4 separate regions of the Homo sapiens genome follow, and regions 1, 2 and 4 are each linked to region 3. A link is a loop called in an ENCODE intact Hi-C map of the cell type or tissue named here. Cell type or tissue: endothelial cell of umbilical vein. All regions are shown on one strand. Each heading gives the region's core, and the rest is flanking DNA. Links, peaks and the distances in the headings are about the cores only.

What was found. Hi-C counts contacts between places; a loop is a spot of excess contacts. Peaks named below come from ENCODE experiments on the same cell type or tissue, not always from the same donor. Only the 100,000 strongest peaks of a DNase experiment are listed, where the experiment ranks them.
Region 1: a loop joins it to region 3, with 5 times the contacts of the local background. A loop is called at or near these places in 24 of 110 quality-filtered maps.
Region 2: a loop joins it to region 3, with 2.2 times the contacts of the local background. A loop is called at or near these places in 8 of 110 quality-filtered maps.
Region 4: it touches region 3 in a loop (3-fold over the local background); 16 of 110 quality-filtered maps call a loop at or near these places.

What each region holds. Positions count from the first base shown.
Region 1 is chr1:6,054,874-6,062,513 of GRCh38, forward strand. All of the region lies in intron 2 of KCNAB2 (potassium voltage-gated channel subfamily A regulatory beta subunit 2), which reads left to right. Among named protein-coding and RNA genes, the nearest start is that of KCNAB2, 13 kb to the left of the region's middle. RefSeq lists an enhancer at 5,194-5,694. In endothelial cell of umbilical vein, for the core only: no CTCF peak of the experiment used is centred there; a DNase peak (open chromatin) is centred at 3,898.
Region 2 is chr1:6,113,030-6,120,669 of GRCh38, forward strand. All of the region lies in intron 33 of CHD5 (chromodomain helicase DNA binding protein 5), which reads right to left. Among named protein-coding and RNA genes, the nearest start is that of CHD5, 63 kb to the right of the region's middle. In endothelial cell of umbilical vein, for the core only: no CTCF peak of the experiment used is centred there; a DNase peak (open chromatin) is centred at 3,332.
Region 3 is chr1:6,340,814-6,348,453 of GRCh38, forward strand. The region is part of intron 2 of ACOT7 (acyl-CoA thioesterase 7); the gene reads right to left. Among named protein-coding and RNA genes, the nearest start is that of ACOT7, 49 kb to the right of the region's middle. RefSeq lists a silencer at 2,676-2,970. In endothelial cell of umbilical vein, for the core only: a CTCF peak has its summit at 2,803 (motif pointing left); a DNase peak (open chromatin) is centred at 2,798.
Region 4 is chr1:6,255,994-6,263,633 of GRCh38, forward strand. It overlaps GPR153 (G protein-coupled receptor 153), which reads right to left and starts at 5,105. Exons shown (of 6, transcript NM_207370.4): 1 at 4,832-5,105. RefSeq lists silencers at 4,135-4,324, 4,495-4,654, 4,675-4,844, 5,025-5,344. In endothelial cell of umbilical vein, for the core only: no CTCF peak of the experiment used is centred there; a DNase peak (open chromatin) is centred at 4,128; H3K4me3 peaks cover 1,473 bases.

The sequences.
Region 1 (7,640 bases), core at 1,157-6,156, 290 kb before region 3:
CTGCCACACAGAAAAGGGGGCGCCATGCAAAGAGAGTAGCCTCTGGTTCTTTTGTTACTTGGGCGTGGAAAGTTGGGGTTTTCCTTTTGACTTAGTTATAGGAAATCAGCGGGAATTGGCCTTCAGTTCCCTGCCTCCAGACCCTGGTCTCCTGCCCCAACAGGAGCCACGAGATGCTGGAAGGGACAGGAAAGGACACCTCATGAGGGTGTTTGGAGGGAACACTGCCCACACCTGGACTTCAGACTCCAGAAGTGGGAGAGAAGACATTCCTGTTGTTGTAAGTCCTCTAATTTGGGGATCTTTGTAATGGCAGCCGCAGGGAACTAACACAGGTGGAGAGAACATATCTTTTATTTGCCTGAAGCCCCGAGGAAAATGCCTGAGCAGCCTCGGAGACACTGCAGGTCCCACTGTGGGGCTGAAACGCCCTTGGGGATCTCGCTTCTCAGGGAGTGGAGGAGACCAGAAGACAAACGCTTTTTTTTTTTTTTTTTTTTGAGTTGGAGTTTCGCTGTATCGCCCAGGCTACAGTGCAGTGGCACAGTCTCGGCTCACTACAACCTCTGCCTCCCAGGTTCAAGCGATTCTCCTGCCTCAGCCTCCCAAGTAGCTGGGACTGCAGGGATGCACCACCATGCCTGACTAATTTTTGTATTTTTGGTAGAGACAGAGTTTTGTCATGTTGACCACGCTGGTCTCAAACTCCTGACCTCAGGTGATCTGCCCACCTTGGCATCCCAAAGTGCTGGGATTACAGGCATGAGCCATCTCACCCCACCAACAAAGTCCCTTTAGCAGTTGATGGGCCAGAGGTTGTTGTTACACCCAGGTCAGGGTGAAGGTGGGGCGGGGAGGGTGGTGGCCTCACTCTATCTGGTGAATTTCATTTTGCTGCACCAGGGTTGACGGGGTGGGTGGGATGCTCCGTGACTCAGACCACCAGTTATTAAAGATCCCAGATAAATTTATTCTGTGCTTACCTCTTCTCCGTCAGCGACTGGGCTGGGTCACCATTAAACTTGGTCTTAAATATGAATATAGAAAAGATGATACCTGGGGATAGGCACTGCCCGGTGCCGCAAGAAACCAGCTGTGCCCCTGGCCTGGGCATTTCATCAGCTGAACTGAGCTGTAGCTGATGGAGGTGGACGGCAGCATGCCTGTTACACTTCCCCAGTTTTTTTTTGAGACAGAGTCTCACTCTGTCACCCAGGCTGGAGTGCAGTGGTGCAATCTCAGCTCACTGCAACCTCTGCCTCCTGGGTTCAAGCGATTCTCCTGCCTCAGCCTCCCGAGTAGCTGGGACTACAGGCGCGAGCCACCATGCCCGGCTATTTTTTGTATTTTTAGTAGAAACGGGGTTTCACCACGTTGGCCAGGCTGATCTCAAACTCCTGACCTCAAGTGACCCACTCGCCTCGGCCTCCCAAAGTGCTGGGATTACAGGCGTGAGCCACCGCGCCCGGCCTACACTTCCCCATTGTTTAAACTGTCCTCAATTATTGCTGTTAAAAAGAATTTTAAGATGAATTTTTAAATCCACACAGCCCCTGTGTAAGCATGAGGGAGCAGGGTGAGGGCAGCTGGCCTAGCACACACTTCCCCTCCCCTGTGGACGTTAGGGTTCAGAGATGTGGCCTCAGAATGGCAGGCCAGAAGCTGTGGCCGGGCCCACACTGTGCTGACTGGACACCAGCCCTCAGTTCAGCTGTGTTTTCCTCTGCTCCCCATGGTGCTGGGAGTGAACCCAAACTCCCCGCAAGGCTCTACGTGGCCCTAGCCTGCCTCCTTGGTTTCAACTCGGACCCCTCTCCCTCCCGCTCAGGAGGCTCTGGACGCCGCCCCTTCCTTCTGTATCCCCAAAGGGGAACTCATTCCATCCACAGGGTCATCGCACTTTCTGTTCCCTCTTCCTGGAGGCTGCCTCCCCAGACGTGGCCTGGTTCCTTCCCATTGTCACATCTAAGCTTGGTCCCCAAAGAGACTGTCCCAAGCACCCACTCTAAACAAGCACCTATGAAGTCATCAGAAGCCCCTCTCCTGAGTGAGTGTCTTCCTCACCCCTCCTCCATCTCGGTTGCCTTGCTCTTTGCCCATCTGCACTGCTTTGAGATCAGAGCTTTGTCTGTCCCTGGCACCCGGAACACCCCCAGCCTCTGTGAGTTTAGGTCGGAAGGCGCTGCGTGGTCTTGGTCTTAATCTACTTTCCAAAGCACATGTCTCGTTCGGGCTGCATCCTAGATGGTGGGAAGACAGGACTGACTGGAAGCTGGTCTGAGGCTCTCTCTGCAGTCCAGATGTGGATGGCAGGGAGCCTCTGCGGTCCTTGGGCACTGACCCTTGGTCATGAACTCCTGGCAGGGCAGGAGTCCTGATTTCCTGTGCTTTCTGACTCTAGATCCCAGGCTCTTACCACAAGCTCAGGTTCACCAGGAAGTACTTGGTTGGTTGCCAGGTTCATTGAGCAGACTGTAGTTGCTCAGTTAACCATAGGCCATCACTTCCAGCTGGGAAGAGCTGGGAATCCAGGTGTGTCTTAAAGGACAGGCGGGAAGGAGGGCACTGAGGGCAGGAGGAGGGGAAGGAGAAAAACAGCAGAGACCAGGGGGGATGGCAAGTTAACCTGTCTACAAGGCCAAGTGCATCCTGGGAAAGAGGGGTCCCCAAGGAACGGGGTCCATCTTGGGAAAGATCCTGTTTTACTTTCCTGAGGCTGCTGTAACAAGCTGGGTGGTTTACAACAGAAGCTTTTTCTTTCCCAGTTCTGGGAGGTGAAAGTCCAACGGCCAGGTGCAGCCGGGCCATACTTCCTCCGAAGGCCCCAGGGAGGGTCCTTTTTGCCTCCCCCAGTTTCTGGTGGTGCCGGCAGGCCTGGGCATTCCTCAGCTTGTGGCCACATCGCTCCAACCTCTGCCTCTGCCGTCCCATGGCCATTTTCTCTCTGTGGGCCTCTGTCTCCAAATCTCTCTCTCCTTATAAGAACACCAGTCATGGCCAGGCACAGTGGCTCATGCTTATAATCCCAGCATCTTGGGAGGCTGAGGCAAGTGGATCACTTGAGTCCAGGGGTTCAAGACCAGCCTGAGCAATGTGGCAAAACTCTGTCTCTACAAAAAATGCAAAAAATGGCCAGGCATGGTGGCAAGTGCCTATGATCCCAGCTATTCCTGAGGCTGAAGTGAGGATCACTGAGCCCAGGAGGCAGAGTCTGCAGTGAGCCGAGATCGAACCACTGGCACTCCAGCCTGGGTGACAGAACAAGACCCTGCCTCAAAAACAAAAAGCAAAAAACAAAAACCCAGTCATTGGATTGAAGGCTGACCCTAATCCAGGACCATCGCATCTTAACTTGATTACATTTGCAAAGACCTTGTTTCCAAATAAAGTCACACTCACAGGTATCAGGAATTAGGATCTCAACTGTCTTTTGGGGACACATTTCGACCTGCCACAGGCCCCAAGGATTGACTCAACACCTTGAGCCTGCGGGGACATCCCTGAGTGTCCTGGGAGGAACCCGGGCTCCCACCGGCTACCTGTGTGACCTCAGACAAGTCCCCTGGCCTCTCCATGACTCGATTTCCTTACCCGGAAAGTGGAGACCGGGGTCACTACAGCAGAATTGTCCTGAGGACTAAATAAGCTCCAGGTGACATAACTCAAAGCTCCAGGCTTGGCTCATTGTGGGAGAGAAATGCAGGCCCTTCCCGTCCCTGGAAAAGGGACCTTCCCACACAGCAGTCGCTGTCCAGGCACCTGGACTGTCCCCTGTCTATCCATCTTGGGGTCTCACTCGTGCACCTAGTCTCACTTAGAGATGTAGTTCAGTGCCGCGCAGACAAGGGGCGGAGGCATCAGGAAGGAACAGGAGGAGGGAGGGAGGCGAGCAGCCAGTCATTCCGGAAGAGCTGCCGGGCCAGACGCAGGGGCTGGGAGAAAGCCAGCTGGCAGGCCCAGTGCTCTCCTTGAGGGCCTGCCCAGGACCACGGCTGGCAGCTGTGTGGGGCTTGGGTCGGGGCTGGGAGGGCTTCTGCTGGCAGCGGGCACCACATTGGAGCCTCGGTGGTCATGGTCATCCCAGGCCTGGAAACAGCATCCGTCTGCAGCCCCAGCCTCTCCAGCCCCAGCTTCCCTAAAGGGACAGAACAGCCCTTCCCTCCCCCACAGGGCTGCTGCAGGAGAGGTGGGAGGAAAGGCAGAGAGACCCAGACTCCTGCACTGGGTGGTTGCCTTGTAACCGACTGATGATGTGCTAGGTGTTTCTGGAGCTGACCTGGCCACAGGAATCACGGGCCATACCTGTTTTTCCTGTTTTTTGTTGTTTTTTGTGTTGAGACAGCGCCTTGCTCTGTCGCCCAGGCTGGAGTGCAGTGGTGCAATCATAGCTCACTGCAGCCTCAGCCTCCTGGGCTCAAGTAATCCTCCAGCCTCAGCCTCCCTAGTAGCTGGGACCACAGGTGCGCACCACCACACCTGGCTAATTTTTGTGCTTTTTGTAGAGATGAGTCTCACTAGGTTCCCCAGGCTAGCTGGGAACCCCTGGGCTCAAGCGATCCACCCACCTTGGCCTCCCAAAGTGCTGAGATTATAGGCATGAGCCACTGTGCCCAGCCACACCTGTTACACTACCGATCCCCAGGCCCCTTCCTGGAGGTTTGGGGCATCTTCCCCTGGAGGCTCTTCGGACAAGCAAGGAGAGGGAGCACCACCCATGTGCTGGCGCCGTGGTCATTGTTGTTGGTCTTGTTACGTCTCAAAGGGTGCTTCTGAGGACAGAAGGAGGAAGAGAAAGAGAGGTGCTCGCTTGGGGCTGGAGAGTTGCATGGGAAACAGCAGCAACTCAGAGCAGAGCCGGCCATCTCACAGCCGCGGGCCTCTCTCCCCTTTCTGGGCTCCTAGAGTTGGAAGTGAGTGGGGCCATGAGGTCCTGGTGAGCAAGAGGAAGGAGGAGGAACTGGCTTTGCAGACCGTGCAAAGCCGGTTCCCGGGAAGCACACACATGGCCTGCAGGAGGCCTTGTCCTAGCATCACCTGCAGCTTCAAGCACAGTCCACTCAGCCCAACCACAGAATGGGCCCCGCCAGTGGGATGTGCGCTCTGGGCAAGGCTCACATGTCCTGTCATCGGTCCTGTGGCCTCCTCCTTCCCTCGGCCTCCCACTGTCCCTCCGTGTCAAGTCTCCCACCATCTGATGCGCCCTCTGGCAAGGCCAGTGAGTCACCCTACTCCAGACACAGAACCTGCTGCTGCCTCACAGGCTCCCGCCATCTGCCCTCCTGCCTCTGCTCTCAGGAGAAGGACACTCCTGGAATTCCACATGGATCCCACCTTCTCCCTGGAGCCCTGCCATACTCCTGGGCACCGCTGATGCGCTCTCCTGCTGGCTGACTTGGCCTTGAACACGGGTGGCTCAGGCCTTTCCCAGGGACCCTTGCTTCATGCCCCAGCTGGAGGAAGCCACACTCACAGCACTTAGCCCCTATGGGGTCTTCAGCTCTTACTCTCCTGGTGGACTCCTCCTCCAGGAAGGCCACCGGCCCTGCCTCCCTTTGTTCTTAGAAACTGCTCCTTTGGGGCAGCCCCTCAACTGTTCAACATCCTCTGCCCTTCCTTGGGCAAGAAGCCACCTTTGGGTGTAAACCACACTCCGTTCAGCACGGACAAGGCGGTCTCTGCAGGATGCAGACCCTCAGTCTCACTCTCGGAGGAGCTGCTGGAGGCTGTGCTTTTAAAAGCCATGTCAGGCCAAGCGTGGTGGCTCACGCCTGCAATCCCATTACTTTGGGAGGCCCAGGCAGGTGGCGGATCACAAGGTCAAGAGATCGAGACCATCCTAGCCAACATGCTGAAACCCCGTCTCTACTAAAAATACAAAAATTAGCTGGGCATGGTGGCACGTGCCTGTAGTCTCAGCTACTCAGGTGGCTGAGGCAGGAGAATTGCTTGAACCCAGGAGGTGGAGGTTGCAGTGAGCCAAGGTCGCACCACTGCACTCCAGCCTGGCAACAGAGCAAGACTCCGTCTCAAAAAAAAAAAAAAAAAAAAAGCCATATCTAAAACCTTCTCCAGACCTTGAGCCCTCCACAGGCCTCGTTCTGTGCATGAGAGGGCATCCGCCCCCTTCCACTGCGAGCCTGTTGCCATTGTAGGGGAGGAGCTGGCCGGCCCCAGCTTTCCAGCCTCTCCAGGCCCAAGGGGGAGGAGTGGACCCCAGGCACTGAGCCGGAAGCCTCCGCTACAGCAGGGATGCTGTCTGTGGTGCACTCCAGGGACACAGAGCAGAGCTTTTAATGGGGGTGGCTGCTCTCCAGTGAATCACAGCAAGAGCTAGCTGCTTCATCTTATCAACAGCAGGTACCGGAGAGACAGAAAAAGAACCAGAAATGGGTTGTAGGTTGAAGTCAACCAGCCACGCTCCATGCCTCTGACCAAAGCCTACCAGCACTGGGCCGGGCGGTGGCTCACGCCTGTAACCCCAGCACCGGGCCGGGCGGGGGCTCACGCCTGTCATCCCAGCACCGGGCCGGGCGTGTCCCCACACATGAATGTTCCAGGCTTCCCTTGTCTGGACGATGTGATCAGGGAGACACCATCCCAGATTCTGGCTGGTAACAGAGCAGGCCTCCTCAACCCTGGCACCATTGACACTTGGGCTGGACAATTCTCTGTCATGGGGCAGCATCCGTGGCCTCTGCCTACTGCCAGTAGCACCTCCTGCCCAGTTGGGACAACCAAAAATGCCTCCCTATGCTGCCCAGTGTTCCCTGGGGAACAAAACCCCTCCCAGGTAACATGCACTGATACAGAGTAATCATCTCTGCCACCAATTTTCACAGATTATAACGGAATATAATGTGCATAATGCAAAAATTATATTGAATTCTTTTTAAAATTACCCTCCACCCCACCTTATTCCAAAAAGGATTGTAGGTGACGTTGTTAAATTAATCTGCTACCATGAAATTTTTAAAATAAATAATAGCAAATATGGGGAAAATGGAAAATAAGGGTAGGTCAGTAAAATAAGTCGGTGGTAAAAATAAAATACCAAATTCACCCACTAGATGACCAGGCAGTGACTGGTGAGGGCTGTGTGTTTTATACAGACTTTCCGGCAAAGAATAAACCCACTGATTGCTTAGAAGTCCAGTGTCAGCCAAGCGCGGTGGCTCACGCCTGTAATCCCAGCATTTTAGAAGCCCAAGGCAGGCGGATCGCCTGAGGTCGGGAGTTCAAGACCAGCCTGACCAACATGGAGAAACTCTGTCTCTACTAAAAATACAAAAAATTAGCCGAGCGCGGTGGCACATGCCTGTAATCCCAGCTACTCGGGAGGCTGAGGTAGGAGAATCACTTGAACCCGGGAGGTGGAGGTTGCAGTGAGCCAAGATTGCACCATTGCTCTCCAGCCTGGGCAACAAGAAAAAAAAAAAGAAGTCCAAAAAAAAAAAGTCCAGTGTCTCTAAAATTTCTACCTTGGGTTCTCAAAAAAGAACACAATGTGAGCTAGGAAACGCCATTCCCCCAGTAAGTGGGCATTTGTCTAGCAGCTGTTTGTGTCCCTTAGTATCATATCATAAGGAACATAAATTAGTCTTTCCTGGGTCCATTGATCCAATATTTATTGAAGGCTTTTG
Region 2 (7,640 bases), core at 1,311-6,310, 230 kb before region 3:
TGGGGTCCCAGAAAACACAGAGGACTCTGGGCTCGTGGCTTTCCACCCATGGAACCCTATCCATCAATATGTTCCGCAGAGTCCAACAGGTGCCACCAAAAAGAGCTCTCCTCGGCCAGGTGCAGTGGCCCATGCTGTAATCCCAGTATTTTGGGAGGCCGAGGCAGGAGGATCACTTCAGACCAGGAGTTCAAGACCAGCCTGGCAACATAGTGAAATCTCATCTCTACAAAAAATACAACAACTTAGCTGGGCTTGGCGCCATGCGCCTGTGGTCCCACCTGTTCAGGAAGCTGAGGTGGGAGGGTCGCTTGAGCCGAGGAGATAAAGGCTCCCATGAGCCGAGATGGCGCCACTGCACTCCAGCCTGAGTGACAGAGCAAGACGCTGTTTCAAAAAAAAACAGCACACAGAAGATGAGTTCCCAAGAAGAGAAGGAAATCACCGGGTGCCAGGAAGGAAGGGGAAACTGAAGGTGAGGAAGCAGGAGCTGGTGTCCAGGGGCCCCAGGTTGGGGTGATGAGACACCAGGAAGAAGCCTGGAGAGCTTGGAACTTGGAGCTGTGTCTCAGCACCCAGGCAGGACAGGGGAGGCCTCAAGCCCAAAAGATGCAGAGAACTGGAATGATGCCAACACGGTCCAACACCGTGGTCTCTGAAGGAAAGTTCTCACCACTGGCCACGGGAGTGAGATGGCCTGTCTCCACCACAGGATCAAGGAAAAGAAGGTCTCCAGTGAGGAACCCACACCCAACGCCTTGTCCTCGTGGGTGTGGGATATGAACTGGACCACCCAAGGCAGAGACAGCATCATAAAGCTGCTCCCAGAGGGACACCGCCCATGAAACCTCCCGGCCTGAGCCTCCAGAAACAAAAGGGGAGGGATGCTCCCACTCCCCAGAGGACACGGAGCTCCTGCAGATAAAAACCACAATCCAGGCCGGGCGCGGTGGCTCACGCCTGTAATCCTAGCACTTTGGGAGGCCGAGGCCGGAGGATCACAAGGTCAGGAGTTCGAGACCAGCCTGACCAATATGGTGAAACCCCGTCTCTACCAAAAATATTTTTTAAAAATTAGCCAGGTGTGGTGGCACGTGCCTGTAATCCTAGCTACTCGGGAGGTTGAGGCAGGAGAATCGCTTGAACCCGGGAGGCAGAGGTTGCAGTGAGCCGAGATCACGCCACTGCACTCCAGCCTGGGTGACAGAGTGAGACTCCGTCTCAAAAAAAAAAAAAATCACAATTCCTGATGAGGATGCACCCAATCTAAACCCAGAAAACAATGATCCCCCACCAGCCGACGCACAGGAAGCAGACAAGCGCCTGGGGCTAACAGGACAATGTCAGAGACTCTCAAACAGAGGTGTCCAATCTTTCGGCTTCCCTGGGCCACACTGGAAGAAGAACCGTCTTGGGCCACACATAAAATACACTAAACACTGATGACAGCTGATGAGCTTATATATATATACACATAAACACACACACACACATTTTTTTGTGATATATATATATATCACAAAAAAAATCTCATAATGTTTTAAGAAAGTTTATGAATTCGTGTTGGGCCACATTCAAAGCCATCCTGGGCCACATTTGTCCCACGGACCACACAGGTTGAAAAAGCTTGCTCTAAAATAAATATGTCTAGGGTGACCAAAGACAGAGAAAAAAGAAAAAGAAGGAAGAGAATCCACAGGGAAAGAATAAGACTCCCTCAAAACTAGAAAAAAAACATAAAATTTCTAGAAATGTGGGTGGATCACTTGAGGTCAGGAGTTTGAGACCAGCCTGACCAACATGGTGAAATCCTGTCTCTACTAAAAATACAAAAATTAGGCAGGTGTGGTGGCAGGCACCTGTAATCCCAGCTACTCAGGAGGCTGAGGCAGGAGAATCACTTGAACCCGGGAAGCAGAGGCTACAGTGAGCCGAGATTGCACCACTGCACTCCAGCCTGGGCGACAGAGCGAGACTCCATCTCAAAAAAAAAAAAGGGGGGGGCAGGCGCGGTGGCTCACGCCTGTAATCCCAGCACTTTGGGAGGCCGAGGCGGGCAGATCACGAGATCAGGAGATCGAGACCATCCTGGCTAACACAGTGAAACCCTGTCTCTACTAAAAATACAAAAAATTAGCCAGACTTCGTTAGCCGGGCGTGGTGGCGGGTGCCTGTAGTCCCAGCTACTTGGGAGGCTGAGGTGGGAGAGAGACTCTGTCTCAAAAAAAAAAAAAAGAAAGGAAACACACAATCATTAACATTTTAATTGCAGAATTTAATTGCAGAATTCCAACATGGGCTCCAAGACTTCCGGCCCTTGGTGTCCACGCCCTGCAAGATCCCCTGGAAGGTGAAGAGGACAAACTCGACTCCCCAGAGCAGGTTCCGTTTTGCGGCACGGGTGACCTTAAAACAGGGAGATGACCTGAGTAGGCCTAACCTGACCACACGAGCCCTTTTCTCTGGCTGGTCACAGAAAAGGAAGTCAAGGATGCGAAGCACGGGAGGGTTTCTGTTCACCACTGCTGGCTTGAAGACACACGAGGCTACATGGCAGGAATGTGGTGGCTTCCAGGTGCTGAAAACGGACCCAGCTGACAGCCAGCAAGGAAATGGGACCTCAGTCCTCCAGCCTCAAGGAACTGAATTCTGCCAACAACAAGGAGTGAGCATGGATGTGGACTTTTCCCCAGGGCCTCCAGATGAGAACTCAACCCACTCGATACTTTGATGTCCTGAACCTTGTGATATCCTGAGCAGAACACCCAGCTACACCACGCCAGGCATCAGACCCACACAACTGTGAGCTCATGGTGAGTGCTGTTTTAAGCCACTAAGTTTGCAGTAATTTGTGACACAGCCATGCAAAATAATACAACTGGGAAGGTTTTAAAAAACAGCTGTGCAAAGAAAATATACATGGAAGCTGGATCTGAAGATTACTCAAAAAGCCTGGCAGAGAAATAGATAACAAAAAAGAAGCAAAAGATATGAAAACTTATCAGCCCCCATCTTTTGCTAACCTTGTACTCTGCTTTCTTCTTTAGAGCATTTGGAGTCTGTGGTTGAACAACACGTATTTCTGTTTATTGTGGATTGCCTGTGTTCCCCAGTGGAATACAAACTCCACGGAATGAAGCTTTCAGCTGTTTTGGTTCATTGCTTGTGTCCTCAGTGCCTGGGACAGCATCTGACACTCAGCAGGCTCAAAATATATATATATATGCATGTGTGTATATATATGTTTGTTGGATGAATGAACCAATCAATGAGTAATAGGAATTCCAGAAGGACAAAATAAACATAATGAGGGCAAAGAAAATATTCAAAGAGAGAATGACTGAGAATTTTCCCACAATTGATGCAGGACATAAATATTCAGCTTTAAGAATCACAGTGAGTCACACACAAGATAAACAAAAACTTCACTCTAAAAACAAAACAAAAAATACCCTCCATTGTAGTGAAGCTACATATCACCAAAGACAAAGAGAATGTCTTCAAAGCAGTCTTTCAATGTGAGAAAAGATAGAAATGACAAACTTCCTAGACAGGAGCAGCAATTACACCAACAGCAGCCTTCTCAGCTTCTCAGCAGCCTTCTCAGCATAATGAATGCCAAATAAAAAAAGGAAGAATATCTGCAAAGTGCTGAGGGAAGATCCCTATCCCATCTTCAATTGTACTAACTATTCAAGAGTAAAAGAAAAATAACAATGAGAGAATTTACCATTCCCAAAAAAATTGCTGAAAGCACCATTAAAGGTGTACTTTAGGAAGGACTTTGAATGAAGCAATGATGAACAAATAGGCAAACACAAACTGGTAAGAATGTGAGAAGATCTAAAAAAGGATTAAAAATTTAGAAATAAGCATAACAACAAATTTGGGAAAGTAAAAACAAACTGAAACTAAAATACTGGGCAACAGCATCGTGGCAGATGAAAGGGAAGTGAGTTAGAGCTAAAGCTATCTAAAGTCCTCATATTACTCAGGGGTATACATGTTAAAAATGTTAAGAGTACAGAATGAAATTGACTATAAACCTTCCAAATGAGTTGAGGGGGAAAAGAGGAGATATAAAGAAAATTTGATCAATCCAAGAGATGGCAGGAAAAGAGAAAAAAGGAGAAAAGAGAAGGGTAATATATAAAGTACAAAATAAGATAACAGAATTCCATCCACATATCTAGTTATTACAACAAATGTAAAGAGATTAAACTTGCCAGCTAAAAGATAGGGACCCTATAATTAGATTTTAAATGATGAATCCCCTATACACCGTCTACAAAAGATAGACCTAAAACATTACAAAGAGATTAAAAGTGAAGAAATGAAAGAAAATATTTGTAAATCATATATCTGATGAGGAACATGCATCTATATAAAGAACTCATACAAGCCAGGCACAGTGGTACACGCCTGTGATCCTAGCTACTCAAAAGTCTAATACTAGAGAATTACTTGGGCCCAGGACTTCAAAGCCCTCCTGGACAACATAGTAAGGCCCTGTCTCTAAAAGTATTGATTAATTAATTTAAAAAGAACTCTTACAATTCAATAATTTAAAAAAATCCAATTTTAAAGTAGACAAAGGATCTGAAAGGACATTTCTTCAACAAATTATACACAAATAAGCCATAATCACATGAAAAAATATTCAACATCTTTATGCACAAAGTAAACTCAAATCAAAATGACAATGAGATACCACTTCTCACCCACTAGGGTGACTATAATCAAAAAGACAGATAATAACAGGTATTGGCAAGTATGTGAAGAAACTGGAACCCTCACACATGCTGGTAAGAATGTGAACTGATGCAATACACATGGAAAACAATTCAGCAGTTTCTCAAAATGGTACAGAGAATTACCATATGATCCAGCAGTTCTACTCCTAGATATATACCCAAAAGAACTGAAAACCTAGACTCACACAAAAAAATGTGTACACAAATGTGTACAGTAGCCAAAAAGTGGAAACAACTCAAATGTGTATCACTATGAATGGATAAACAAAACAAAACATAGTAGATCCATACAATGGAATATTATTTGGGCATAAAAAGAAATGAAGTACTGCCTGTAATCCCAGCACTTTGGGAGGTCAAGGTGGGAGGATTGCTTGAGTCCAGGGGTTCAAGACCAGCCTGGGCAACATGGCAAAACCCCGTCTCTACAAAGAATACAAAAATTAGCCGGGCGTGTTAGCATGTGCACCTGTAGTCCCAGCTACTTGGGAGGCTGAGGTGGAAAGATCGCTTGCACCCAGGGGGTCAAGGCTGTAGTTAAGCCAAGATCATGCCACTGCACTCCAGCCTGGGTGATAGAGCAAGACCCTGTCTCAAAAAAAAAAAAAAAAAAAAAGGAATGAAGTACTAATATATTCCACAACATAGATGAACTTTAAAAACACTATGCTAAGTGAAAGAAGACACACAAAGGGCCAAAGTACTGCATTATTCCATTGGTATGAAATGTTCAGAATAGGCCAGTCCATAGGACAGAAGTGATTGCCAGGGGCTGGGAGGAAGAGGAAGAAATGGGGAGTGATTACCAATGGGTAAGAAGAATTTATTTTTGAAGTGATTAAATGTTCTGGAATTAGATAATGGTGATGGTTGCACAACTCTGGATGTACTAAAAATAACAAATGGTATACTTCATTACTTTTTTTTTTTTGAGACAGAATTTCGATCTTGTTGCCCAGGCTGGAGTGCAGTGGTGCCATCTCGGCTCACTGCGACCTCTGCCTCCTAGGTTCAAGTGATTCTCCTGCCTCAGCCTCCTGAGTAGCTGGGATTACAGGTGCCCACCACCACGCCCAGCTGATTTTTGTATTTTTAGTAGAGACAGGGTTTCACCATGTCGGCCAGGCTGGTCTCAAACTCCTGACCTCAGGTGATCCACCCACCTCAGCCTCCCAGAGTTCTGGGATTACAGGTGTGAGCTACCATGCCCGACCTGAATGGTATACTTTAAATGGCTCAACTGTATGATATGTTAACTATATCACCATAAAGCTGTTATCTTAAAAAAAAAAAAAGGAATAGAAAAAGGCGTAACAAATATATACTAAACAAAAGAAAGAGCAACCCAAATCAGCAAAAATAAACTTTTTTTTTCTTTTTTGAGACGGAATCTCGCTCTGTCACCCAGGCTGGAGTGCAGTGGTGCGACCTCAGCCTCCCAAGTAGCTGGGACTACTGGCGCTCGCCACCATGCCCGGCTAACTTTTTTGTATTTTTAGTAGAGACGGGTTTCACCATGTTCGACAGGATAGTCTTGAACTCCTGACCTTGTGATCTGCCCACCTCGGCCTCCCAAAGTGCTGGGATTACTGGCATGAGCCACCGCACCTGGCCCAAAAATAAACTTTTAAGCAAAAACTTTAAAGAGGGATAAGAGGGTTATTACACAATAATTAGAAGCACACTTCACAAGAAAAATATTAAAAACCTGAACAAATATGCACCTGACAACCCAGTCTCAAATGATATGAAGCAAAATCTGGCATTATAAGAAAGAGATTAATCCATAATCATAATGAGAGATTTTAACACAAGTCTCTCAGAAACTGACTGATCAAAGCAAACCAAATACTAGTAAAGATATTAAAAACTTGAACAATATAATTAGCATGCATTATCTACTGACCTAATGCGCATATATATATACGTGTGTGTATATATACGTACATATATAGGTACATATGTACGTACATACGTGCGTACATACGTACATATGTGCGTATATACGTACGTATGTACGTACATATATACGTATATATATACGTGTATATGTATATATGTGTGTATTATATATATATATATTTTTTTTTTTTCTGAGATTGAGTCCCTCTCTGTTGCCCAGGCTGGAGTGCAGTGACACGATCTCCACTCACTGCAACCTCTGCCTCCCAGGTTCAAGCAATTCTCCTGCCTCAGTCTCCTGAGTAGCTGGGACTACAGGTGCATGCCACCACACCCAACTAATTTTTGTATTTTTAATAGAGACTGGGTTTCGCCATGTTGGCCAGGCTGGCCTTGAACTCCTGACCTCAGGTAATTCACCTGCCTCAGCCTCCCAAAGTGCTGGGATTACAGGTGTGAGCCACCATGCCCAGCCCTAATGCATATAGTTAGAACCTTAAACCCAGCAATTAGGGAACAGACATTTTCTTCAAGCACACATACATCATTTACAAAATCTGACCGTATCAGGCCAGAGAGCAGGTTTCAACAACCTCATATAGACTCATGTTTTCAGACCACAATGCAATTGAGTCAGAAATCACTAATAAAAAAGTAGCCCAATCACCCCCAATCTCTGTATGGTAAGAAAAGTTAAAGACCAACGGGCAAGGTGGCTCATGCCTGCAATCCCAACACTGTGGGAGGCCGAGGTGGGTGGATCACTTGAGGTCAGGAGGTCGAGACCAGCCCAGCCAACAGTCTCTACTAAAAATTAAAAAAAAAAAAAAAAAAATGGCCGGGCGCAGTGGCTCACACCTGTAATCCCAGCACTTTGGGAGGCCGAGGCAGGCGGATCACGAGGTCAAGAGATCGAGACCAGCCTGGCCAACATGGCAAAACCCAGTCTCTATTAAAAATACAAAAATTAGTTGGGTGTGGTGG
Region 3 (7,640 bases), core at 820-5,819:
TCACATGAGGCCAGGAGTTCGAGACCAGCCTGGCCAACATGGTGAAACTCCATCTCTACTAAAAATACAAAAGTTACCCGGGCGTGGCGGTGCACATCTGTAATCCCAGCTACTCAGGAGACTGAGGTATGAGAATCAGGTGAACTCGGGACGGGGAGGTTGCAGTGAGCTGAGATTGCGCCACTGCACTCCAGCCTGGGTGACAGAGCAAGACTCCATCTCAAAAACAACAACAACAACAAAACACTAAATACACTCTCACCTTGATTCTTTTTCATTCAGTATGGGAAAAATAATCTGCCCGTGTTGTGACATGGCTCTTTGCAATCACTATTCTTTTTTTTTTGAGATGGAGTCTCACTCTGTTGCCCAGACTGGAATGCAGTGGTGCAATCTCGGTTCACTGCAACCTCCGCCTCCAGGATTCAGGCAATTCTCCTGCCTCAGCCTCCTGAGTAGCTGGGATTACAGATGTGCACCACCACGCCTGGCTAATTTCTGTATTTTTAGTAAAGACGGGGTTTTACCATGTTGGCCTCAAACTCTTGACTTCAGATGATCCGCCTGCCTCATCCTCCCAAAGTGCTGGGATTACAGGCGTGAGCCACCGTGCCCGGCCCAACTATTCTTTTTAAAAATTTAAAAGTGGCCAGGTGTGGTGGCTCACGCCTGTAATCCCAGCACTTCGGGAGGCCAAGGCGGGTGGATCACACGGTCAGGAGATCGAGACCATCCTGGCTAACATGGTGAAACCCCGTCTCTACTAAAAATACAAAAAATTAGCCGGGTGTGGTGGTGGGTGCCTGTAGTCCCAGTTACTCGGGAGGCTGAGGCAGGAGAATGGCGTGAACCCGGGAGGCGGAGCTTGCAGTGAGCCAAGATCGCACCACTGCGCTCCAGCCTGGGCGACAGAGCGAGACTCCGTCTCAAAAAAAAAAATTTTTTTCAATGTTATTTATCCTTCAAATAGGCGACCCATTCTCATGATTCAAAATGTAAAAGGAACAAAAAAGCCTATGGTGCTGGGTCTACCTCTGGCCACCTCGTCTCCTGTCACACAGGACCCCTTGGCAGCTGGGTCCCATGTGTCAGATCGGACTCCGCATCTACAACCACATGGTGGGGCTCCCAGATGGTGGACATGGACAGGTGGTGCTGCACCCTGCTTTTCTCTCTTCATCTACCCTGGGGATCATCCTCTGTAGCTTTGGGTCTTAGTTCGTTGGGCTGCCAGAACAAAATGCCATAGCCTGGGCAGCTTAGACACAACAGAAATTTATTTCTCACAGTCCTGGAGGGGGGAAGTCTCCAGGGACTTGGGTCATTCCAAGATCAGGGACGGGCAGATTCCATGCCTGGTAAGGGCCGGCTTCCTGGTTCACAGACAGTGCTTCTCGTGTGTCCTCACGTGGTGGCCGGGGCAAATGAGCTCCCTCGGGACCCTTTCATGAAGACATTGATCTCATTCATGAAGCCCCACCCCCATACCCTCGTCACCTCCCAAAGGCCCCACCCCCTAATACCATCACCCTGGGGGTGAGAATTTCAACACATGAGAGACACGAACACTCAGACGGTGGCTGTGTCTGAAAGACTTCCTTATCCTTTCCAGTGACTTCCTTTTCATAGCACTCCAATGTAAAATTATTATCATTTATAGAGACAGGACCTTGCTGTGTTGCCCAGGCAGGAATGCAATGGCTATTCACAGGCACAATCATGCTCACTGCAGCCTCAAACTCCTCCTGGGCTCAAGCGATCCTCCAGCCTCAGCCTCCTGAGTAGCTGCGACTACAGGCACATGCAACCACACCTAACTTTTTTTTAGAAAATTACTTTCAATTGCTAGCCAGGTGGAATTGAACATTCTTCTTCTGTTAGAGATGTGGGGCACCCCCAGTTGATTCTCATTACAAACAATGCTGTGATGGGCACCCTTTCACTTAAACCGTTTTCTGCATTTGGGATTATTTTCTGGGCCCAAGGACAAATACTTTTATATATGGTCCTAAGTGTTTCTCGGAACAGCAGTGACTGGCCTGGCCTTTGCCACCTCACGGCATCCTGACCAACACTCAGAATTGACTTATTTCTCATCTTTGCTGAATAAATGACACAAAAGATGACCTTGTGTTTGAGCCATGGGGAATGTGAGTCTCCATTTCCCAGAGGACTGCCATGACTTTCTACTGCAACAATCACTTCCTTAGGACATTGACAGCATGACACTGAGGAGCCCTCAGGCTTCCCAGGGCGGGCAGGGAGCAGGTGAGGGAGGGGCCTGGGCCAGCTCCGACATCACTGGCCCAGGTGATCTTCACAGCACCCCGACAAGGGGTGCCACATTAGGCAAGCGTCCCAGAGCACACAGAGTATGTGGCAGTCACTTCAAGCCCTGGTGTGTGCGTCTGTGCTCTCCCACCTACCGCCTGCCGCCCCCAAAGCACCGACATGCAGCTCACCCACCTACATGAGGACTCACTGAGGTGGGGTTAACATGCAAGCTCCGGGGCCCACCCCAAACCCAGCACCTGCTTCTTTGGAGGTAGGCTGGGAGCCTCTGTCTGAGCCCTTTCCCAGGTGACTCTCCTGCACACAGGCGCAGGGACTCTGTGACTGCATCTGGGGCTGGGCAAGAAAAGTTCTAGAGCTGGCAAGGGTGGCCCGATGCTTCCCCATTCTGGTTTGCACGGGCTTGTCCCCCAGCAAACCCTGCCCTACTCACAACAGGTCACAGTAAAGCGATGCCTGGAACTGTCTCTTTCACCCCCAAGTCAATGTATGTGGCTATGGCGCCACCCATTGGCCAAAGGCTGTTAGGGCAGGGCTGCACAGAGCCAGGCAAGAATTAGGCACCGCCTCTGGGCAGGGCAATGCCCATCTTGGAAGGAGCCAAGCACTGTCTGCAAGACCTAAAAGTGGAATGAAGCCAAGTGTGTGTTGTTTGAGGGTGATTAAGTACATTACGGTATGCTATGCTGACACAGATCAAACAGACCTATGGGCGCATGCTTTTCCGGGGCAGAGGCCTTCCACCTCCCTGCTCTGCAGCTGGTTTCTGGCAGCATCTGTGGGGCCTCTCAGTGCTGGGTGTACAGAGGGGTGTGGGTCAGAGAAGCCTGGGTTCTAGCTGGGGGGACGGACGAGAAGTAAATGGGGCCACGCCACGATGGGGACAGCCCAACGATGTTAAGGCAGGGTGTGACTTCAGATGAGAGGCATCTGAGCTGAGGCCTAAAAGACCAGGTGTTAGGCAGGAGGAGGTAGGGGGAGCGTTGGTACCACAGGGAGAGGAAAGAGCAGCAGGAGTGGGGAGGTGGTGGGGAGCCACCAGAACACAGGGACGCAGTGGGAGACATGGACAAAGGTCCAAAGAGGCAGGCTGCCAGGCCTTGCAGGCCAGGATGTGAGGGGCAGGTCCAAGGGTCGCTCAGAGGAGGCACAAAAGCAGGTTCACTCAAAGAGTGACTTGAGGCAGGAGGAAGGCAGAGCGCACCTCTCTGTGCTGTCCCTCGGGACACCCCTCACACAGAACCATCCAGTAGCCTTCCCCACAGTGCCACGGGGACACCTGGTGATGGCTTCAAGCCTGTCCTTCATAGGGCAGAAGGCCACTGATGACCCTTGAGCTTGGTTCTCTCCCAGCTTAACATACTAAAGAAAAAAGTAGGGCCGGGCGCAGTGGCTCACGCCTGTAATCCCAGCACTTTAGGAGGCCGAGGCAGGTGGATCACAAGGTCAGGAGTTCGAGGCCAGCGTGGCCAACAGAGTGAAACCCTGTCTCTACTAAAAATACAAAAACTAGCCGGGTGTGGTGGCACATGCCTGTAGTCACAGCTACTCGGGAGGCTGAGGCAGGAGAATCACTTGAACCCAGGAGGCAGAGGTTGCAGTGAGCTGAGACCGCACCATTGCACCCCAGCCTGGGCGACAGAGCAAGACTCTGTCTCAAAAAAAAAAAAAAAAAAAAAAAAAAAGAAAAGAAGAAGAAAAGTAATGTCTCCCAGGCATCCACACAGGAGTCTTGCCACGGTCCCATTTCACTATCAGGAGACCCTGTGGGAGGATTTTGTTTTACTATCTGGCAGCCTGGGAGGCTGCAGAGGTGGCTCTGTGTGTCTGATGGGTACAGATGGCAGGAGCCGGGACCCAGGACGGCTCTGATTTGCTGGTGGGCGGCTGCTTCCCAGGAGCGGGCAGGGCTCTGGACCAGGCCCAGGGAGTCCCTGAAGGCCAGTGTGATCCAAAACTTCAATACATGGACTGACAAGTATTTGCGTTCCATGGGAAGATCTCCCAGCAGCCAGTGCCTCGGATGAGCCCCACACCTCCTGCTTCCAGGACTGCAGGAGCAGGAAAAGCCCCACCCTGCCCTGGGACAGAGACACGAGCTCCTGATCAGCACCTGCCCGGAAGTGCCCTCTGCCACGCTCTCAAAAGCAACTGGTATCACACGGCCCGTGAGGCACAGGCATCCCAGCAAACCACAGGCACTGGGTTCCTCATGGCCACAGGGCTTCCAGCCAGGACAGCAGCTGCAGAGGCAGAGCCTAAAAGAACAGCTCTGGGCCCTGGGTTCAAATCCTAGCTCTACTGCTTACTAGCTCTGTGACCTTGTGCAGCGACACAACCTCTCCACGTCTCAGTCTCTGTAAACACAGATAATAAATGGTCCCAACAGGCTGCTGCAGAGATTCGAGGGGATAACGAATGGGAAGAACTCGGTGCTTAGGAAACGCCCAGGAGAGGCAGGGATAGCTGTCTCTCTCTGACATGCGGGGATAAGGCAATTGACAAACGTCAAGTGCGTGGACCATGCCCGGCATCCAGTGAGGGCCCAGAGAGGGTGCGGTCTCATCACCATGCCCAGCCCCGGCCGTCTTCTGGCTGACGGCAGCTCTGAGGATGCAGCTGTCTGGAAAGCCACCTAACTGTTCTAGGCCTCAGTTTCCCCACTTGTAAAACAGGGTTAAGAACAGTGCCTGTCTCAGCAGGTGGCTGGGAAGACTACACAGGGAGAGGAAGGGTGAGCCCCAGCGTGGCCGCGGGCTCATCGTAAGCGCTTACTCGGTGGACGCTCTCCATGACGGTTGACGGTGCCAGGCCCGAGCTCCCAGCATTCATCAGATGATGCCTAAGCACGCTCTATGCTCAGTCTGGAGAAACCAAGGGCAGAAGTCCTGCCTGCCCTCGTGGGGCTACCACTCTGTACAAGCACAGCAGGTCAGGAGTGGAGCAGCAGCTGGAAGCAGAGAGGGAGCCAGGCCATCAGGGGCATGGCCGGACGCTGTGTTTTGTTTTTGTAGAAACAGGGTCTCACTCTGTCATCCAGGCTGGAGAGCAGTGATGTGATCTCAACTCACTGCAGCCTCAACCTTCCTGGGCTCAGGTGATCCTGCTGCCTCAGCCTCCCAAGAAGCTGAGACTACAGGCACAGGCCACCACACCTGGCTAATTTTTGTAGTTTTTGTAGAGACAAAGTTTCATCATGTTGCCCAGGCTGGCCTCAAACTCCTGAGCTCAAGTGACCTGTCCATCTTAGCTTCCCAAAGTGCTGGGATTCCAACATTTTTATGTAGAGCCTAGAAGAGGAGAGGGCAGGGCCCTGTGGATATCTGGGGAAAGCCAGTGCAAAGGCCCAAGGCAGGAATGCACCCAGCAAGTCCGAGAAGAAGCAGAAAAGCCAATGTGGCCAGAGGGAGAGTTGAGAAAGAGATGTAGGAGGTGAGGTCCCCGAGCCGCGCTAGGCAGAGACAGGGACTCGTGCGGACGTGCCTTTGGCTTTGGGCGAAACAGGAGATCTGGAGGGCTCTGAGCAGGCAGCACTGTGCCCTGACTCCACATCTCCCTGGCTACTGCTGGAGAACAAACCAGGCAGCAGGGACCAGCAGGGTGACCTGCCAGGAGGCTGCTGCAGTGATCAGGTGATCGGGTGATCGGAAGAGCAGCACCATTGGACCCAAAGTGGGGGTGGGCCTGGGGGTTGTGCTCAGATCTGGACTTCCTGGAAGGTAGAGCAGTGGGATCTGCTCCCAGAGCCTCATGAGTTTGGGAGGGAGAGAGGCTGACAGAGGCTCCAGGCTTTGAGCCTGAGCACCGGGGTGCTGCAGAGACCATTTACTGAGGGGAGGGAGGCTGGGAGAAGCAAGCCTGGGGCAAGGACAGGAGTGTCGTTTTTTTGCACATCAAGGCCAAGCAGGCCAAGTAGGCATCCAGATGGGCTGGCCAAGAGGCCCCAGCCAGAGACAGAACCTTGGGACTTCCAGCCACAGACTGGAAGGCACCACCAGGGGAGTGTGGATGCGGGGGTCCCCTGCCCCACCTAGGGCCCCAGCAAAGCCCTTCTAGGCACTGGGACTGTTCTCACCCCCACGCCCTGGGGCTGCCTGGAACTCAGAGACCCCCTCCTAAGCCTAGAATTTCTGGATCACCATCCTGGGGACCAGCCTCCCAGAGGCTTCTCCAAGCCAATGTGTCAAAACTGTCCCTCCAGCAGCCCCAGATCCGGAGAAGGAGCAAGGAGGGGCAAGTGTTCAAAGCACAGGTTCGAGGTATAGTCACAGCCCAGACCTACCATCTGCCTCCCCAGGTGGCCTCAAGCAAGTGTTCAATCTCTCTGTACCTCAGTTTCCTTATCTATGCAACTGGGATAATAAAAATAACAACAGCAGCTGGGCGCAGTGGCTCACGCCTGTAATCCCAGCACTTTGTGAGGCCGACGTGGGCAGATCACTTGAAGTCAGGAGTTCGAGATCAGCCTGGCCAACACGGTGAAACCCCATCTCTACTAAAAATACAAAAAAATTAGCCAGGTGTGGTTGTACACACCTGTAATCCCAGCTGCTCGGGAAGCTGAGGCAGGAGAATCGCTTGAACCTGGGAGGCAGACATTGCAGTGAGCCGGGATCGCACCATTGTACTCTAGCCTGGGTGACAGAGTGAGACTCTGTCTCAGAAAAAAAAAAACAAGACAAGAACAGCTGCCTCTCCGGGGTGTTGTGAGGATTCCATGAGCTAAACTTTAGCTCCTGAAGCATTCTGGAGCTTTGCAGAATGTCAAGTGCTGACCAAATGGCAGCAAAATAATTCCACGATTCTGAGTGACAGCATCACCCTCTGGCCTCCCAAGCCCCTCCTTCATCTTTCCTCCCCATCTTGGGGACTTTTCCTTCCCTGTGTCCATGCTCTCCTGCCAGGGACCCTCACTGTCTCTCTCTGGAAGGGTGCAACAGGAACTTGGGACTTGGCCCTCACCCCTGCCCCAGGCTCTCAGGCTCAGGCCCACCCTCCCCACAGCCACCAGAGGGTGCTCTCTGAACGTGACTGAGCTGCACCGGAGCCTCGGGTCCAAAGAATCAATCTACCCCCAGCCCAGCCAGCGAGCCCCTCCTAAACCAGGCACTGCCAGCAAACCCACTCCTGAACCTGTACCACACGACATCCCCCACATCCACGTCCAACCATCCGCACTTACTGTGGCTTGGTTCATTCTACATATGCACACACACATGCATACGCAGATACACACACACACACACGCACACACACACAGCTTCCACTCCTCCACTGAAACACACCCTACCCACTGTTCCAGGCTGAATGCATGTGCCATGCTCTGCATGGCTGTCCCCACCTCCCAA
Region 4 (7,640 bases), core at 1,383-6,382, 84 kb before region 3:
AGTGTTGCCCAGGTTGGTCTCAAACTCCTGGCCTCAAGCAGTCTTCCCGCCTTGGTCTCCCAAAGTGTTGGGATTACAGGCGTGAGCCATAGTGCCTGGCCATGAAACATTTAAGAGGTGATTAGGCCATGGGTGGGTTTAATGTCTTTACAAAAGGGCTTCCAGGAGTGAGTTCTCTCTCAAGGAGCTTTCCCTCTTCTGCCATGTGAGCAACAGTGCTGTTCCCCTCCAGAGGACGCAGCATTCAAGGCACCATCTTTGAAGCACAGACCAGGCCTTGCCAGACACCAAACCTGCCAGCACCTTGATTTTGGATTTCTCAGCTTTTCTTTTTTGAAAAAAAAAATTTATATATGTGTGTATTTTTTAAATCTTTCTTTTCTTTTTTTTTTTTTTAGACAGAGTCTTGCTCTGTCGCCCAGGCTGGAGTGCAGTGGCACCACCTCAGCTCCTGCAACCTCCACCTCCCGGGTTCAAGCCATTCTTGTGCCTCAGCCCCGAGTGGCTGGGACTACATGCATACACCACCATGCTCGGCTAATTTTTTTGTATTTTTAGTAGTAACAGGGTTTAACCATGTTGGCCAGGCTGGTCCTAAACTCCTGACCTCAAGTGACCTGCCCACTTCAGCCTCCCAAAGTGCTGGGATTACAGGCATGAGCCGCCGTGCCTGGCCTTATTTTTATATTTTAGAGACAGAGTCTCACTATGTTGCCTGGGCTGGTCTCGAACTCCTGAGCTCAAGTGATCCTCCCATCTAAACCTCCTGAGTAGCTGGGATTACAGGGCAAGTGCTCCCACACCCGGCGAGACATAAATCTGTTCTTCATGAGTTACTGCGTCTTAAGTACTGTGTTACAACAGCACAAATGCCCTAAGGCGGGGAAGGCCCTGGCGCACCATGACCTATCTGGCCCTGGCTTACATCAGGCTGCACTCTCCTCTCCACGCCCCGGGAGGACCCTCCTGCCCATGTCCCTGACACCCAGGGGCTGTATACGGGGTGCCCAATAAGTGCGTATTCCCTCACTTCCGTCCACTCCTGGTCAAAGCTCAATATCTGGGCTCCCTTCCAGGTTACCTGCATCCTCAGGGAACCATCCAAGGTGGGCCCAGATGGGCACTCTTGCCCCGTGCATGACCTGGCACCATCCCAGAACAAGTCCTCTTGCCATCAAATGTTCCAGAATCCTCACACAGCCCATGCCAGAGCCCCCCACAGTGGACATCTCTGACGTACTTGCCTTAATTTATTTTACTTCATCAGGCCACGTAAGGACATGTCCCGGAAGACCACACCCCCTGAACCTCCATTTCCCTCTCCTGTTCCCCAAGTGACCTGTTGGGGAACGGAGATGGTCACCACCTTCCTGACCACCCTGAGAGGGGGCAGGCAGTCTGCTATGTCAGCCCCCAGCTGGTCTTCCAGAGCCAGGACCCCGCGCTGAGGTTAAAGCCCCCACACAGCAGCGGTGTGGCTGGGGCAAGGTCCCTGCACCTTCTCCTCTAAGAGACTGCCATGCTTCTTCCGCGGGGAGGCTGAGGTGGACAGGAGCCACATCTCTATAGCCCTGGGCCCAGGTCTGGCACACACTGGGTGCTCTGGGGTAGTGGCCAGTCTCATGCTCTGGTTGGCTTGGGCAGCAAGGGCCTGGAGACGGCCAGTAGACCAGACCAGAGCTTGACTCTGAAGTCAGAGGAAGTGCCGATGGCCTTTCCATGTGAGTCAGGGACATAGGATGCTGGGCAGCAGGCATGTGGCGGGGAGCGGGGAAGCACCCATCCTGCCAGAGGGCTGGGCAGCGAGTCCTTCCCTCACCCTTCCCAGCCTGGCAGCCCTCTGGCTGCAGCCCAGGCAGGCAGTGTGGGAGAAGCCCAGTACCAAGTGAAGGCCTACTTGTGCTCTGCTCACACTTAACTGGCCCTTCTTACCCAGGGGCCATTTAGCCTCATTTGCTCTCTTTCTCATGCCCCGGTCCTTATGGGCATCTATAGTACCAGATACGCCCCATGTCCCCCAGAGAGGAAGTATCTCCAGCTCAAGGTGGGGGGCCACTGCCGCCTTAGCCAAGGCCCCTGGCTCTCGGGCAGGGAAGGCAGCGATGCCCCAGCCAGCAGCTGGCAAGCCTCCTGCTTGTCTTGTCCAGAGTTCTTTCTTTTTTTTTGAGATGGAGTTTTACTCTTATTACCCAGGGTGGATCTCGGCTCACTGCAACCTCCGCCTCCTGGGTTCAAACAATTCTCCTGCCTCAGCCTCCCAAGTAGCTGGGATTACAGGTGCCCGCCACCACGCCCAGCTATTTTTTTGTATTTTTAGTAGAGACGAGGTTTCATCATGTTGGCCAGGCTGGTCTCGAACTCCTGACCTCAGGTGATCCACCCGCTTCGGCCTCCCGAAGTGCTGGGATTACAGGCATGAGCCACCGCGCCCAGCCTTGTGCTGTCTCTTATGGGCCAAGACACTGAGCTTGGAGGTGCCGGGGAGCCTCAGACCTGTGGGCAGATACATATTCACTGGGACCAGGACCTGGGGCAGAGTAGCCTCAGGAGTGAGGGGAGCACTGGGCCACCTCCAGCCTTTGGGGTGCCTGGCAGCCTTTTGGGGGTTCAGAGCAGACAGAGTGTGAGTAAGCGCTGTGAGCAAGAGGGCTGCAGACACCAGTGGTCTTTACGCTCTCAAATAGGAAAGTGGACTCAGCATGCACCTAGCAGGTCAGCATCTATTTCTACCTGCCCAAGGCAGCCTCGGCTGTGAGACTGGGAGGCCTTCCCTCAGATGCCCAACAAGCTCTGTCTAGCCCCGTGAACAAGCTCTGTCTAGCCCCGTGACCTTGGCCCCGCCCACCCTGTCCATGTGTTGATTACTGGTGCAGGGTGGTAAGGAAAGAGCCACAGGCTGCAACCAGCCCAGCCCTTCGCGGTGCCAGTTCTTCCTCTCGTCTAGCCTAATGCTGCATTACTGCTGGGAAAGGCTTTAGGTCTGAAGGCAGGGTGCAGTGGCTCATGCCTGTAATCCTAGCACTCGGGGAGGCCAAGGTGAGTGGATGGCTTGAGCCCGGGAGTTCGAGACCAGCTTGGGCAACATGGGGAAAACCCATCTGTACAACAAATAAAAAAATTGGCCAGGCGTAGTGGTGTGAGCCTATAGTCCCAGCTACTTGGAAGGCTGAGGTGTGAGGATCACCTGAGCCTGGGGAGGTCAAGGATACAGTGAGCCATGATTGTGCCACTGCACTCTAGCCTGAGCAACAGAGTGAGACCCTGTCTTAAAAAGAAAAAGGCTCTAGGTCTGTGGGCAGGGGCACGTGCATCCTCTTGCACACGGGCATGCTCCTCCAGTGAGTGCCCCCACAATTCATCCCCATTGTAAAGTTTGTCCAGCAGAAGCAGGGAGAGGTAAAGCTGTTTGCCCGGCCAGCACTTGCCTGAGCCAGGATCCAAACTCCACTTGCCTGACACCAAAGTCCTGGCCTCTCAAACCCTAAAATGTTGGGGAAAAGGGCATTTTTTTTTTTTTTGTCCCTAGAGCTGAGGTCTTTCTGAGCCTCAGGTCTGCAGGGCAGGTCTCACCGTCCCCACACTGCAGATGGGAACACTTCAGGCAGAAGCTCAGGGCAACACGGAGAGAATAGTGTCAGGGCTGGGTTTGGGGCCAGGCACTCCTGGGCACTGTAGTCTTGGCATGGGAGAGGAACGTCCTGGGGGACAGGGCGTGGACACCGGGTTCCAAGTGCAGAGTGACAGAGGACTGGTTGTGTGGGAACAAAGTGTCCCTCTGGCTCTGGGTCAGTGACCACAGATCCACGGATTGCACCCTTTCTGTTCATTCTTCATAGAATGGAGCGGCCACTAGGGCCAGACCCCAGGCTGGGCTCCCCACAGTGCCGACGGGACCCAGTCTCCTGCTGGGAAGTGTCTCCTGCAGGGCACTTAAAGCCCTGTCTTCTGCTGGGAAGTTTCTCCTGCAGGGCACTTAAAGCATTCCGCAGCATCTCAGGACCCGGCTTCCCACTTCCCCGCCCACTGCAGGGCCAACTGCAGGTGCAACTAGCCTGGGACCCACCCGGGCCATGAGGCCTCCCTCCGCAAGACATGCGGGCGGGGCCGGGGCGTGACGTCACAGCTCCGGGCCAATGAGGCCGCGCGGCCCCGAGGCCCCATTGCGCAACAAAGAGAACCCAGAACTTGAAAGGATTCCCCGGGCTCTGGCTGCGCCCCGGCTTCCGCCCCCACGCCGGTCTCCGCCCGCGCTGCAGCCGATGTGTTCCACGGGGCCCGGCCTGGCCGTCGCCCAGGGAGGGACGCGCAGCGCGAGGCCTGGACATCTCCGGCACGCCCCCCCCAGCCCCCGCCCCTACAGTCCCAACCCCCTGGGGCTCCGATCCCCCCCCCCCCCCGCAATCCCCGCTCCGACTCGCGTGCTCTCGCCTGCTGGTCCCCAGTGGGTGCCCCGAGTCCTGCCCCACCCCGAGGGCGCGTCCGAGCGACAGGCTGGGAAACCTGGCGGGACTGCGGCCCCCGGACCCCTCTGGGTTGCGCCGAGCAGGGGCGGGCTCAGGATCCCCAGACCGCGCCCCGCCCCCGTCCCCTGAGAAGCCCAGGGGGCGGCGCTGCTAGGCCCCGATGCAGGGGGACGGAGGGAGGGGCTGGCCCCAGGGAAGTTACCCCGAAGGTCCCCAAGTTGGGGGGGTGCCAGCGCTAAGCGCCGCTCGTGGGCCCTCGGACGGACCCCGCGACCGATAGGGCGCGGAAAGCCCCCTCCCTTCCCGCCGAGTCCTCCCGCCGGGGTCCTCCCGTCCGTCCGCCCTCGGGCCAGGGCGGCGACGCTCACCCTGCATTCGAGCGCCCGGGGCTCCGGCTCGCTGCTCCCGCCTCCGGCTCCGGCTGCGGTTCCCGCGCCCCCGGGCCGAGCGCAGGCCGCCGAGGGCCGCGGGGGTGGCTGGCGGCGGAGCGGCCCGCGGGCCGGGGCATGCTGGCGGCGGCCACCGGCGGCCGGCGCGCTCCGCTAGGTGGGCTCGGCCCCGCCGCCCCTCCCTCCCCTAGGCGCCGCCGCCGCCGCCGCGCTTCGCTCAGCTCCCGCCGCTCCGCTGCTGCGCCGGGCGGCCGGGGGCGGGGGGCGGAGCAGGGCGCATGTCTCCGCCGGGGCCTCCGCACCGCCCCTCGGCCCGCCCCGCCCCCGCCCGCTCAGAGGCGCGGCCGTCTGTCGGTCTGTCAGCCCGTCCGTCCTTCCGTCAGTCCGTCCGTACGCAGCCCACCCGTGTCCCCGCGTCCGCCCGCGGCCGGCCCGAGCCTCCCTGGGCTGGTGGCGCCTCCTGACAGCGCCGCGCCCCTGGCTCCCAGCTCGGCTCGGTGCACACTCCGGACGCCGCCTTCGGACGCCGGGGCAAGACCCAGGCCCGGAGCTCTGGGGGCCCGGGGGCCAGAGGGAGCTGGGGCAGGAATGGACACTGAGAACCTGGGGCCAGGGCTGGGGCTCAGGGAGACCTTCCTGGAGGAAGCCGCATCTAAGATGAACAATCGGGGCGGGGCGTGGAGAGGACAAGGGACGCATGGCCAGCGGCTTCTAGGAACCGGGAATCCAGTCTGAAGCAGGGGCAGCGAGGGGCAAGGTTGGGCCAGTTACGGATTCACGCTGCTCCCCGGGCCTGGGGGGTCCACTGAGGGAATAAAGTGCACGGGCCACCGGGCTGCCGAGTGGTCCCCGCCACCCCCACAGGCTCAGAAATTGTTCTCTCTGAAACTCTGAGCACCACCGCCCAGCCGGGAGAGGCCAGGGTCTGCAGCCCAGCGCCTGAAGCCTTCTCCTACTCCCCTCCTCCCCTCCTCCCATTCTTCCCGCCCCTCCGCCCCTCCCTCCCAAGCCCTCATGCTATCACCACTCCTCATAGAGCACAGGCTGTCACCCACAGACTGACAGCCTCAGCTGGCCCCATGCAGGCGGAAAGCCTCCTGCTTCTTGATGGGGGCCCTGGAGAGGACGCCTCCTGAGGATCGTGCCTGTCTTTTCTAGAAAGCACCTGACCACACACACAATGGGCACAAGGCCTCTGGGGCTGCCTGGCATAGTGTCCTTCCGTGCCTCTGGGACACATCCATGACTAGGCACCCCTGTGTCTGGAGGAAACTAGGCACCCGACCAGGAGGAGACCCAAACCAATTGCAGCCAAAACGGATGCTTGGAGCTTGCCCAGTCCGGGCAGGGCTGCTCCACAGCCTGCACCTGCCTAAACCGTCCCCACACCCCAGGTCCCTGAGCAGCTTTTAGGGGGCCCAGGATGGGTCTTAGGGTCCGTCCCATGAGACAAAAAGAGGAGTGTCTGTAGAGAAAGGCCCCGCAATAACGTGTGGGGCTGAGCAAGGGGGAATCTGGGGCCATGCACACCTATACTCCCTGTGGTTTCTCGGGCAGCCAGGGCCCTCAGTGTCCCCAGTGAGCCCTCTGTGGACAGGTTGGCTCCCCCTCCAGGTGGTCCTGGTTATAAATAGGCCACCAGCAGTGGGAGGCTGGCACAGGGCAGCTGTAATCAAGGGTGGTGTTTCTAAGTGTCTCGCCTGTGACTCGGGGTGAAACGGTAGAAACGCCACACTTAATTACATGGCCACCGAGAGCCATGCCGCTTAGAAACACCACGGTTAAGATTGCACACACAGCCATGGAGAGCCATGCCTCTGTCTGGGCCTGGCTCCCCTCTGCCAGCCCAGCTGACCCACTGCCTGGACCAGTGCCTCTGCCCGGCCTCAGCTGGCTCTAGGGCAGGTGGGAGATGGCCTCTGATGGCCGCCCCGGGGCCCTGGCTTATTTCGTGCTGTGCTGGGTTCTGCTGCAAAGTGCCCGGTGCCCCTGGGAGGCGGTTTTCAGGTGCCTGGTTTGCCCAAAGCCACACGGATGAGTGGCTGAGCCAGGACTGAACTAGGGAGTCTGATGCGGGGCCCAACTTCAAGTGAAGGGTGTGGGTGCTTTGGGGAACTGGTCCCCTCAGTGAGCCCCTGGGCTCAGGCACTGCTGTGGCCAGCCCTGGGCCTTCTGCTAGCTGGGAAGGGTGGCCTCCTCATTGCTCTGAACCCAGGGCACCATTCTGGCATGGGTCATGGGTGGAGCTGGGGGCCGAGGCTGGCTGAGGCCAGCCCCGGGGGGCCAAGGGGCATGGTGGCGTGGCAGAAGCTTCATGTGGCTGAGCTTGTCCCTCCCACCTCCAACCCCCTCCCAGACAGGAAATAACCCCGTCAGCCGTGACTGGGGCCCGGGACAGATTCCCAAGCTCTTGGCTGGTGTTTCTGCACATCTGGAGCCGAGTCCTCGCTCTCCAGGGGCCAGAGGGAGCCTTGTGCGAGGCCGCAGCTGTTGACGGGCCAGTCTTCTCCAGGCGGCAGGACAGATGTTGGGGCTTCAGGGACAGACTGAATTGGGAACATTCTCCCAGATGCCACTTCTGGGTGTGCTTGATTGGAGGGCCTCCTTTTCAGCCATGGATGCAGGTGGGGTCCTGGTCCCTGTAGTGGCCTTGGCTGGGCCAGATGCACAGATCAACCCTGCTACACCGATACCCTCACCACACACGTGCTCACAGATATGCAGACAGATGCACACGCACATGCACAGATATGTCAGTGACACGTATGCCCACAGCTTCACACCAACG